Linked DNA regions of Homo sapiens: region 1 is linked to region 2. A link is a loop called in an ENCODE intact Hi-C map of the cell type or tissue named here. Cell type or tissue: mammary epithelial cell. All regions are shown on one strand. Links, peaks and the distances in the headings refer to the core of each region. The heading gives the core; the rest is flanking DNA.

What was found. A loop is a pair of places that touch in the nucleus more often than their neighbours do. Peaks named below come from ENCODE experiments on the same cell type or tissue, not always from the same donor. Only the 100,000 strongest peaks of a DNase experiment are listed, where the experiment ranks them.
Region 1: it touches region 2 in a loop (10-fold over the local background); 4 of 110 quality-filtered maps call a loop at or near these places.

Annotation. Positions count from the first base shown.
Region 1 is chr12:75,621,527-75,626,914 of GRCh38, reverse strand. The region is part of intron 9 of LOC105369844 (a long non-coding RNA gene); the gene reads left to right. Among named protein-coding and RNA genes, the nearest start is that of KRR1, 110 kb to the right of the region's middle. In mammary epithelial cell, for the core only: a CTCF peak has its summit at 2,952 (motif pointing left); DNase peaks (open chromatin) are centred at 2,934 and 3,064; H3K27ac peaks cover 413 bases.
Region 2 is chr12:75,813,842-75,819,229 of GRCh38, reverse strand. All of the region lies in intron 1 of LOC105369844 (a long non-coding RNA gene), which reads left to right. Among named protein-coding and RNA genes, the nearest start is that of PHLDA1-AS1, 210 kb to the left of the region's middle. RefSeq lists a silencer at 3,648-3,707. In mammary epithelial cell, for the core only: a CTCF peak has its summit at 2,192 (motif pointing left); DNase peaks (open chromatin) are centred at 2,129 and 3,649; H3K27ac peaks cover 2,653 bases.

The DNA.
Region 1 (5,388 bases), core at 333-5,332, 190 kb after region 2:
GCGGGGGGCACAGCCAAACCATATCAATCTCTATCAATGTTTTGATGTCTTTAATGTCTTAATCTTCAGTGTTTTTCATACAAAGTGGGGTTATGTTTCATCTCTAGTTTTGTATTCTATGCATATATAATATTGTGTCATATTTTTTGTATGTTGCTAAATATTCTTTGAATTATTTCAATTCCTTATATTATTTATATGGTGCAAACCACTCTTTTGAATGAATATATTAGGATATATTTAAGAATTCTCCCACATATGAATATTATAATTTTAATTGATTCTTATTTTTAATCATATTGTAATAGACATCCCTATTTGCCCACAATTCTTTTTATTTGCTAAAAATACATTCCTATAAGTAGAATAACTATTTAAAATATACATTTTAAAGGGCTTTTGATACATCTTGCCAGATTTCTCCTGTTGCTCTCTATAAAAGTTGTAACAATTTGTTCCCTTACCAGTCTTCAATGCACTGTACCCACAAAGTAATTGCAAATTTGAGAAGCAAAACTGGCACCTAATTACGGTTTTAATTTGAATTTGTAGCTTATAGTGCAGTTGGATCTTTTTTAATATGTTCATTTGTATTTTGCGTTTCTTCTGTAGCTTGGCCCTCCATGTCCTTTTTTTTTTTTTTTTCCTGTGAATTTGAGTTAGAGAATGTTTGCTCCCTCTTTGTTCATTTTTTAAGGGTTTTAATAAGATTGGGGTAACCTGGTTTTGAATGTTTGGTGGAATTCACCTTGTAAATTTATTTCAGCTCATTTATTCCTTGAATGTAGATTTTTAAATGCTTAGTCAACTTAACAGTTATAATACAAAGTTTTTTTTGGTAAGTCAGTATTGGTAGGTTATATTTCTCTAGGAATGTATCAGTTTCATCTAAGGTTTACATTTTATTGACATAAACTTGAGTACATATTATTTGTTTTTGATGATTGCTTTGTTTTAGGTAGTTAGGCTGATCAATCTTGCTGTTGATTGTTTTATTTTACTTTTTGACTACCAAAAAAATAGAATGTTCCAATCAAGTTTCTCTTAAATTATTTCTTGTTTTTTCTTTTGATATAATATTAAATACACATTTACTGTCGTGTTTGAGAAAAGAGCTTGTCCCATGCTTTTCTAGAATACACAGAGGTGTATAGATTCATCTATTTTTTTTTTTTTTTTTTGGGGGGGGATGGAGTCTTGCTCTGTTGCCAGGCTGGAGTGCGGTGGCGCGATCTTGGCTCACTGCAACCTCTGACTCCCTGGTTCAAGAGATTCTCCTGCCTCAGCCTCCTGAGTAGCTGGAATTACAGGCACACGCCACCATGCCCAACCAATTTTTGTATTTTTAGTAGAGATGGGGTTTCACCATGTTGGCCAGGATGGTCTCCATCTCCTGACCTCATGATCTGCCCGCCTTGGCCTCCCAAAGTGCTGGGATTACAGGTGTAAGCCACCGTACCTGGCCTCTATAGCTCTATCTATGAGGGACTTGGTCCTGAGGATACATGGATTATTACCCTGAAACTCTCTCACTTTCAGAAAAAGCTGAAGAATGCTCCAAGAGTGGTTAGAAACTTAGGCCTTAAATGTAAATGGGAAAAACATGTTTTCAACATTATTACTTAACATTATTCAAAGCCTGTATCTCATTTATTTTTACTACTTCGTCTAAAATGGACTGATAATGGAATGAAGTATCTTACTACAATTATCTGTCAGTTTCTGTGTGAATCTCTAAAAATTTCTATTTATTTCTAATGGTATGGTATTATTTTAATAAGCTCATAAAATGTTGTGATGGCCTAATGTTAAGTTTAGAGGTAAAAGAATGCGTTGGAAGTTCAAGAATTTATCTATAATCCAATAACGATACTTTTTTGTTTTTTTTTTTTTTTTTGAGACAAAGTCTCTGTCACCCAGGCTGGAGTGCAGTGGCACGATCATGGCTCACTGCAGCCTCTCACTCCCCAGGCTCAGGTGAACCTCCCACCTCAGCCTCCTGAGTAGCTGGGACTACAGGCACGTACAACCACACCAGTCTAATTTTTGTATATTTTGTAGAGACAGGGTTTCACCATGTTGCCCAGACTGGTCTCAAACTCCTGGGCCCAATTGATCTGCATGTCTCAGCCTCCCAAAGTGCTGGGATTAGAGGCGCGAGCCACTGCGCCTGGCCTACCAATAATGATACAACTAAAAGCAATTCCCTCTGAACTTTTGATTCATGGTCTTTCTTATCTTTACTTCTCATTACCTTTGCTACCTTTTAAAGTTTCGTTTTACTTTTTTTTCATAGGAATTTAAGTAGGTAATTTGTAGACACTGTAAGACATGACCTTTATTTAGCTACAAGTCCCTTTTATCTAATACCTATTGAAGTGATCAATACCATCTGGATATAAACCAGACTTTTTCCACCTTGCCGCCCATCACCATGTCACCCCTAGTATTTTTATTTTAAGTATCCTCCCTGTTTTCCCTTAACTCAGTGTTAGTAAGGCTGAACACTCCACCTACATTCTTTTTGTTGATGTCTCCCAGCTCCCAGGGTACTGATCTCCAATGTAGGGTTTAGGCTCCCTAGAAGGTGCTAGTAAACATTCTTTTGAGGAGTAGGGGAAAATGCTAGAACTACTAATTATGTTTATTTTTTTATCTCACCTTAAATTATTCTTTGTTTATGCTCTATAGTGTTTATGATATAATTACAGTAGTACAGGTATACTTTACTAATAAATAAACATGTGTTTATTGAGTGAACTGAATTTGTTGCGTGCGCTACAGATCTGGTGATTTGTATGCAGGAAGTTTATTGGGGAATGCTCTTAGGATCAGCGCCTCAGGGGGTACTGTCAAAAGGGCAGGATTGCATCATGGTTCTCAACTGGGAAGGTTTGGAACCCCAGGATATATTTAGCAACATCTGGAGACATACTGGCATCTAGTGGATAGAGGCCAAGGACACTGCTAAATACCCTGTAATATACAGAGTGGCCACCACAACAAAGAATCATCCAGGTCAAAATGTCAATAGTGCTGAATTTGAGAAATCCTGGGGTAAAAGGATAAGCTGAATGGCAGTCAAGGCCAAGGCCTCACTTCATTCCGTAGGGAGCTCTGGAATCAGGTGGGCCCTTCACAGTGTTCTACACAGGCCAGTCATGGGACACAGGAAGGAAGTATGACCTCAGAAGGGTGATTGTCTTTGGCTTTAGGCAAACCTGAGAAAGCTAAGAGCAGGCAGCTGCCAACACCCACAATACTGGAGAAATGAGAGCTTCAGCCCTGAGAAGGTTATGGAGAGAGACTAGGTGGAAAACCACAGCATCCACTACAGGAGAAATCACTAGCCAGCTTTTTTTCTCTCTCATTATTGTCTTTAAGTTTTTTTCTAAATGTTATTTTTAATTGACAAATAATAATTGTGTATATTATGGGGTACAAAGTGATATTTTGATCTATGTTTACATTGCGAAATGATTAAATAAGGCTAATTAACAGATTCATCAGCTCCCATACTTACCGTTTGTTTGTGGTGAAAACATTTAAAGTCTACTCTCTGAGCAATTTTGAAATATGTACTGCATTGTTATTTATTACAGTCATTCTGTACAATAGATCACTAAAGCTTATTCCTTTTGCCTAATTGTCTTTAAGTTTGGTTGAACCTTGGCCTCATCCTTCCCTCTGCCTTACCACCAGTGAATCTCACTGCTTCTTAGGGCAATTTCAGACATAAAAAAAAAAATCCATTTTCAAGCCTTCCAAACTCAAGGACAATTTATTTCAGAACATTAATCCCTTATTCGGGGCAAAACTTCCCTTTCTCTTCACTCCAATCTACTCTCGGCTGGGGAAATGGTGATGGACAATGGAGCATGTAGCTTTCTCTTATTTCTCTTATTTTGACTTCCTTTCCCACATGCTCTGTGAAATGTTGGGACAAAGGGCAGGAGGAGATGTAAAACAGTTTAGTTTGGAGGCCACAGTGTAGAGGGTGTTGATCCAATAATCATCACATCTCTGTTACATTTTTTACAGTTTCCCTTTCTACTGGTTCATTTCTGTTTGTCCACTAAGGTACTCACAAATTGTTTCAGTCTTAACAGAAACACACCAAAAAATAAAATAGTAGCATCATCCTTCCTTGCTATCATTGTGCCTTTTTCTTTCTTTCCCTCCAAAGTGGAGTAGGCGGGACTTACTGTCTGCTTCCTGTTATCTGCTTATCTTTAACTCTTGACTGCTGGCTCTTTTACTTCTTCTCCCTGTGACTTCCCTGAAACTTCCAAAGGCTGCACATTACCTGTAACTATCAAATGTTAAAGCTTTTATTTTTTTCTCATTCCATTTGATCTTTTTGCAGCACTTTAACATGAATTGACAGACTATATCATCTGCTTCTTTTCTTTTAACTTTTCTCCACTGTGAAATAATGCAGAAAGAAAAGTAGACAAAATTTTAAAATATATACCTCAGTGATTACAGAGAAAACTCATGTGATTGTCACCTACCAGATGAATGTGTGCATTTCTTATACCCTAGAAGCCCCCCTTGCAGCTTTCCAATCACTACCAGTTCAAAAATAGTCAATATGCTAACTACTATGCTAATTACTTTGATATTCTTTATAGTTTTCCACCTAAGAATGCATTTCTAAGCACTATAATTTGATTTTGCATCTTTTTAAAAGCAATATAAAGGCCTGCAGTATATATTCTTCTGTGTATGGCTTCTTTTGCTCAATACTACATTTGTGAGATTCATCATTATTGTTGTGTATAGCTGGGATTAATTCCTTTTTATGGCTGTATGCTATTCAATTTCATGAATATACCACATTTATCCATTCTATTGTAGATGAACATTGGAGATGTTTGTAATTTTTGCCTATTGCCAGTAATATTGCTATGACCTTTCTTGTATACACCTTTGGCTACATGCGTGTATGCATTTATATTGGGTATATATCTAGGCGTGGAAGTAGTGAGTTGTTGGTTTTTGCATATTTTTAAATTTAGTAGAAAATGGCAAATAGTCTTCCAAAGTGGTTATACCAATTTATACTCCTGTCAACAGTATATTAGAGTTCCCATTGTTTCATGTCCTTGCAAACATCTGGCATTTTCAATCTTAATATTACCATTTGGGTGGTTTTATAATGGTATCACAATGTGATACTAATTGTATTTCCTTAATGACTGATGAGGTTGAGCCTTTCTTTGTGTGTTTATGGGCCATTTAGATATCTTATTCTGTGAAATGCCTATTGAAGTCTTTGCCCAGTTTTCTATTGTGTTGCCTGTTCTTTTTCTTATTGATTTGATGAGTTTTTTTTAAAAACATACTTTGGATTCAACCTCTTTGTTAGTTGTATGTTTTGCAAAT
Region 2 (5,388 bases), core at 317-5,316:
TGACAAGTATGTGTTATACTGCATACTTAAGGTTGTGCTAGGTGCACATGGGGGTTGAGGGTGGCATATTAATGACACATATAAGCCCTTGACAAAGAAGCTTATAACCTCCACCATGTGACATGAGACTACTCAGGGTCAAAGGCATATATTTAAATGCTAAGTGCTATGATTATGAATGTTAAGATGCTCAGGGAAGGGGATGGTTTGTTTGAGTCTTTAGTGTGCTATTTGAAGAATGTGGAACTACTATGTCTAAGAGAACTGAAAGAATTTAGAAAGCAGAAGAAACAAGCACTAAAGAGAAAAGTTGTTTTTATTATTTATTACATGCTGACTGCATACCCAGTGGTGAACAAAGAATAAAAGGAGGGACTGCTGGAAACATTGGGGAAGGCGCAGAACTGGCAGGCTTTTATTAGGTACGAAGATGAGTGTCACATCAGTTCATTGTCTTCTGTACCAATATTAGGATGATGGACTGAGGGCTTCAAATTTGGTTTTATATGGTGTTTGCAAAATGTTTATGGTTAAATTCTAAGATAGTAATGTCTAATGGGTAATCCATTGCATTATCAAGGCATGTAATCAAGTTTTCTTGAACAAAACACAATGAGAGAATATAATTATGTTTAGGGAAAGGTGAGGCAGGGGTGTCTGCTTGTTTGGTAGGCTCATGTAGGCCTGCAGCAGCTCCCTCACTGGTTCATGTGGCAAATGAGGGATCTCATAATAGATCTGTTTTTGAAGCTTTACTCAGACATTATTTCTTCTCTCATCAGTGTGTTCCCATTGCATTTTTTCTTTTTTTTTGAGACAGAGTCTCGTTCTGTCACCAGGCTGGAGTGTAGTAGCGCGAACTTGGCTCACTGCAACCTCCACCTCCTGGGTTCAAGCGATTCTCCTGCCTCAGCCTCCCAAGTAGCTGGGACTACAGACAAGCTACCACGCCCAGCTAATTTTTGTATTTTTAGTAGACAGGGTTTCACCATGTTGGCCAGGATGGTCTTGATCTCTTGACCTCCTCGGCCTTGACCTTGATCTGCCCACCTTGGCCTCCCGAAGTGCTGGGATTACAGGCATGAGCCACCACGCCCGGCCCCATTGCATTTTTTGCATAACCATTTCTTTTCATTCTCAGAGCAAGCAATCCAAGAGACAAGATAAGTTTCTATGCCTTTTATGGCCTAGCCCCAGAAGTCATGCACCATCTCTTCCATGCTATTATATTGGTCAAAGTAGTTAAAGGCCTTTTCAGGTTCAAGAAAAAGAAAAGTATACCCCATCTCTTGATGTAAGTTGTAAACATCACATTTTAAGAAAAGCATGTAGGATGGAATGTAGTTCAATATGTTTATATTTAGAAAATGCAATCTGCTGCAACATGGAAACCAAGTAACCCACACAAAGTGCTTACAAATATTAACTATTATTAATATTATTCAATGAATGTTTTCTTAAAGAATAAATTAATATACATTTCTTTCTGCCTAGAACTTTGAGCTGTAGTTAAATAATTCTTGACTTGTAAATTGTCAGTTTGAGCTTGTCTTGTTTGCTCCTACCTGCTACCTGCATTAGGATCCCTTCAAATTGGAGAGTTTCTAAATTTTACTTTTTAACTTAAAATCATTTCAAATTTACAGAAGTTTTAAGAGTAGTACCAAGAACTAACTCTCTAAACCCATCTGAATTTGCCTGTTTTAACCTTTTCTTCATTTTCTTTTATATTCTCTCTTCTTCCCTCCTTTCCCATTCAAGTATTAGTTTCAAACATCATACTCCTTTTCCCCTTATAGATCCATAGTACCAACATCAAATTCAGGACGTTTAACATTGATACATGCTATTATTTAATATATAGATCATACTCAAATTTTAATAATTGCCCTAAAAATGTTTTTGTAATTGTTTGTTTTCTCCCTGAACCAGCATCCAATTCAGGATCACAGATTGCATTTAGTTGTCATGGCTCATTAATCTCCTTTAATTTGAAGCAGTTCCTTAGCTTTGTTTTTCAGGACATTGACATTATTGAAGTATACAGGCCAGACGTTTGGTAGAAATGTCACATGATTTGGGTTTGCCTCAGGGTTACTCATCATTAAGTTCAGATTATGCACTTTTGGCAAGCATACCATGACAATGATGTTGTGTCCTTAACAACATATCACCACCTAGAGGCACACATTACTGATGACATTAACTTTGATCACTTTTTATAAACTGGTGATTGCTAGGTATCTCCACTAGAAGACTACCATTTCTCTTTATAATCTACAGGAAGATATTTTGAGACTATTTAATATCCTGTCTTCTTCAAACTTTTACCCTATAGCTTTAGCATCCGTTGATGAATCTTGATAAAATCAGTTATTACTATGATGTCTTTTAAAAAAGATGATTGACTTACCAACTATTATTACTTCTTCTACATTGATTAGCTGGATTCTTATTTTTATTCAGTGAATTAGATCCAATGCTGCCATTTAATTCTTGTTGAAGCTTAAATTGTCCCAAATTTAGCCAATAGGTACCCTTGAAGCTGGCCCTAAGTCTTTTTGACATAGCCTTCATCATTTTTTGTACACTTTTTTGTATAAGATATTCCAGACCCTTCTTGTCTTGCTTTGCTCTGGCCCTCCTCTCTCCAAGGAATCCTAGCTCCTTCTAGTGAGGAACAGTACCTAGAAACAAGGTCTGTGAAGAAGTGTTTGTTCAGGTTATCCAATGTTGAGGTTATTCAGGCAAAAACACGTTAAATATTGAGTCCATCAAACAGAAAGTCTTACTTAAATTAAAAAGTGTGAAGATAGTTGACCCTTGTTCAAGATGTTCTATGTGCAATTTTATTTTTATATCTAGCCAATTGCAAAACATCAGAAGAGCCATAGTCCTGGGCTTATTGGAAGTGAGGTTCTATTGAACATTGAGCTGGGAGAGTAGGGAAATTGCAAGATAGCGAGAAGTCAGGCCCCACAGAAGGAGCTGCAGCACTTGCGGGGCATCCACTTTTTAGAAAACTGGTCAGAACCAGTAGACGAACAGCCCATTTTGAAATAGTGGTTGTTTGTGCCATCTGGACTTAGCCAATCATAAAACTCAGTTGATACTCCAAGCCTAAAATGGTCTTGGAGACCCTTTTTGGATTTTGGCTTAAGCCCCATTTTAAGGAATCCAACCCCTTCTTGTGAGATCAGATTTCCCTGCCTTGCACTGAACTTGTTTAGTCCTTGTCCATCCTAGAGCTTCACATGACTCAGTCTGCCAGTTAGGTTGGGAGATATAGCGGAGCTAGAAGGAGCCCTGGCCCTGGTACTTACTAAGCATACCCCTTTGATGACTTTAATTGACTCACTGTGTGGCTCTAAGTCCCTTCTCCTTTCTGGGCCTCAGTTTCCTTATTTGTAAAATCAGAAGGTGAGGCTAAATCTCAAAATGTCCATCTAGCTTCATGTTCTATGAAATCTTCTCTGCCTAAAATCTTTAAAGTGCTAATTAAACTGGCAGATCAAGATAAATGACCAGAGGAGCTGGACCCATTACAGAATTAAAGTCTTCAGAGCCCTAGCAAGCCTGCTTTTTGAAGCGTGCTTTCTTTTTACAGCTGTGAAGAGAGGAATCAGCACATGCGCTATAACTTCATATGACTAATGGTAACCATGGCGACCACTAAATATTCCTTCCAGACCTTGCATCTGCACAGCTCACTGAAGCAGAGGAAATAAACGTTGCTGCTTTGAAAAATGATAAAAATAATCTAAGCCAGCTAGAGGCTAGGAAGGAAAGGAGAGATCTTCCACCTGAAGGTCAAGCCATTTCATCTCATTATCTTTTCAGGGCCTTGTTTAACCTCAGGGGGCATTTGGTACCAACCGAATGAATAGGTCACAGACTGGAGGGATTTAGTATCAGGCTACTGAAACACTTGACTAGTTTTTAAAGAAGCTTCTGGGGTTCTGACAATGTTTGCTAGGCTGGTGTGATGACCCCTATGTTAAAATGCAGTAGGTCATCAAAAGCAGGTCCCCCAGCAGTTCTTGGTGTCAGGTCATATTATTGGTTTAAGAGAAGAGCAACTAGAAGACTGGCCAAGGTCAAACAGGGACCTGAGAAACCAGGCAGAGAGCAATAGTAAGGAGGTCTGCATGCACAGGAAGGTGGGGGATGGAAAGGCACAGTGAGGCAGGCTGGATATCAGCACTCATGCTCAGAGAGCAGAGCACAGGCAAGAGAACTGGGCCGCATGAAGCCTGCAAATTGGACAAAGAGAACAGACAACAGGTTAATTGCACTTTCTGTAAAACATGAGGCAACAGCCAGGAATACTGCAACCAATAGTATAGCCAAGGAGAGAGATGCAGGAAATGTAAAGGAGTGAACTGCTCATGAGTGGTTGGATTCTATCTAAAGAGGGCAGCCTATTGTTGCCACGGGGGATTGCATGTCCAGAGCTCTCATTTGTCAAGAGAAGCAAGAAATCTGGATTTTAAAAAATGTGAAATTCCTTAATTGTTTAACGATGACATGGTGTGGATTGCCATTTTGCATCCTCTAAAATTATAGTTACCTTCTGAGAATAAAAATAGGAAATGCCAGAGGAAGGAGATTCACAGTTAGCCAAGTCCACAGTGACACACACGGCTGATTGTGTCCAGCATCTGAGGCTGTGAGCACCTTGCCCAGTGGCTAGTCAGTCTTCGTAATGTCATCTCCCCTACCCCAGTATTTTCACCCTGAATTGCGGTAGATGCTAGCACCAAGAACCCAGCATTGAGCTGCTCCTATGCTTTAGTTGAGTCTGGGGTCTACAGATAAGTCATAAACATCTGACTACAGCAGGGAGTGAGGGGACAGACAGCAAGTGGACCATCTCTGACATTCTTACATAAGGTGAGAAGCCAACCTGTGCAAACTTGACCACCATCCTATTTGCTGTGTTGCTCCACAGGAAACTAGTCTGGATAAAACTTAGTTTCAACCCTTAGTGCCTGGGGTTCAATAAGACACAGTAGATCATGTTACCCTTTTGAAAAGCACACTTACTTTCTAGATTACAAAATTATTAAAGGGAAATCTGAAAATGCAAAAAAGAATAGTAGCATGTAATCATAAGGTAAAATACAGATGAAGCCAATAAAATGTCTTGTGGGAAATCACTCTGATGCAAGGATAGCCTACAAGTACCATACCAGGCAACTTATTACAGAGGTCACAGAACAGGAAGGCTCATAGCTGGAATGAATATGTTGGAATCTCATACTTCATTGAATCAATTCAAAACAGAGCAATAAACAAGGGGAAAGAAGAACATAACTCACTTAGGGCAGGGTGCATGTGGGCAGAAAGACCACACTCCCCAAATCCTGTGTTATCCAAACTTCATAC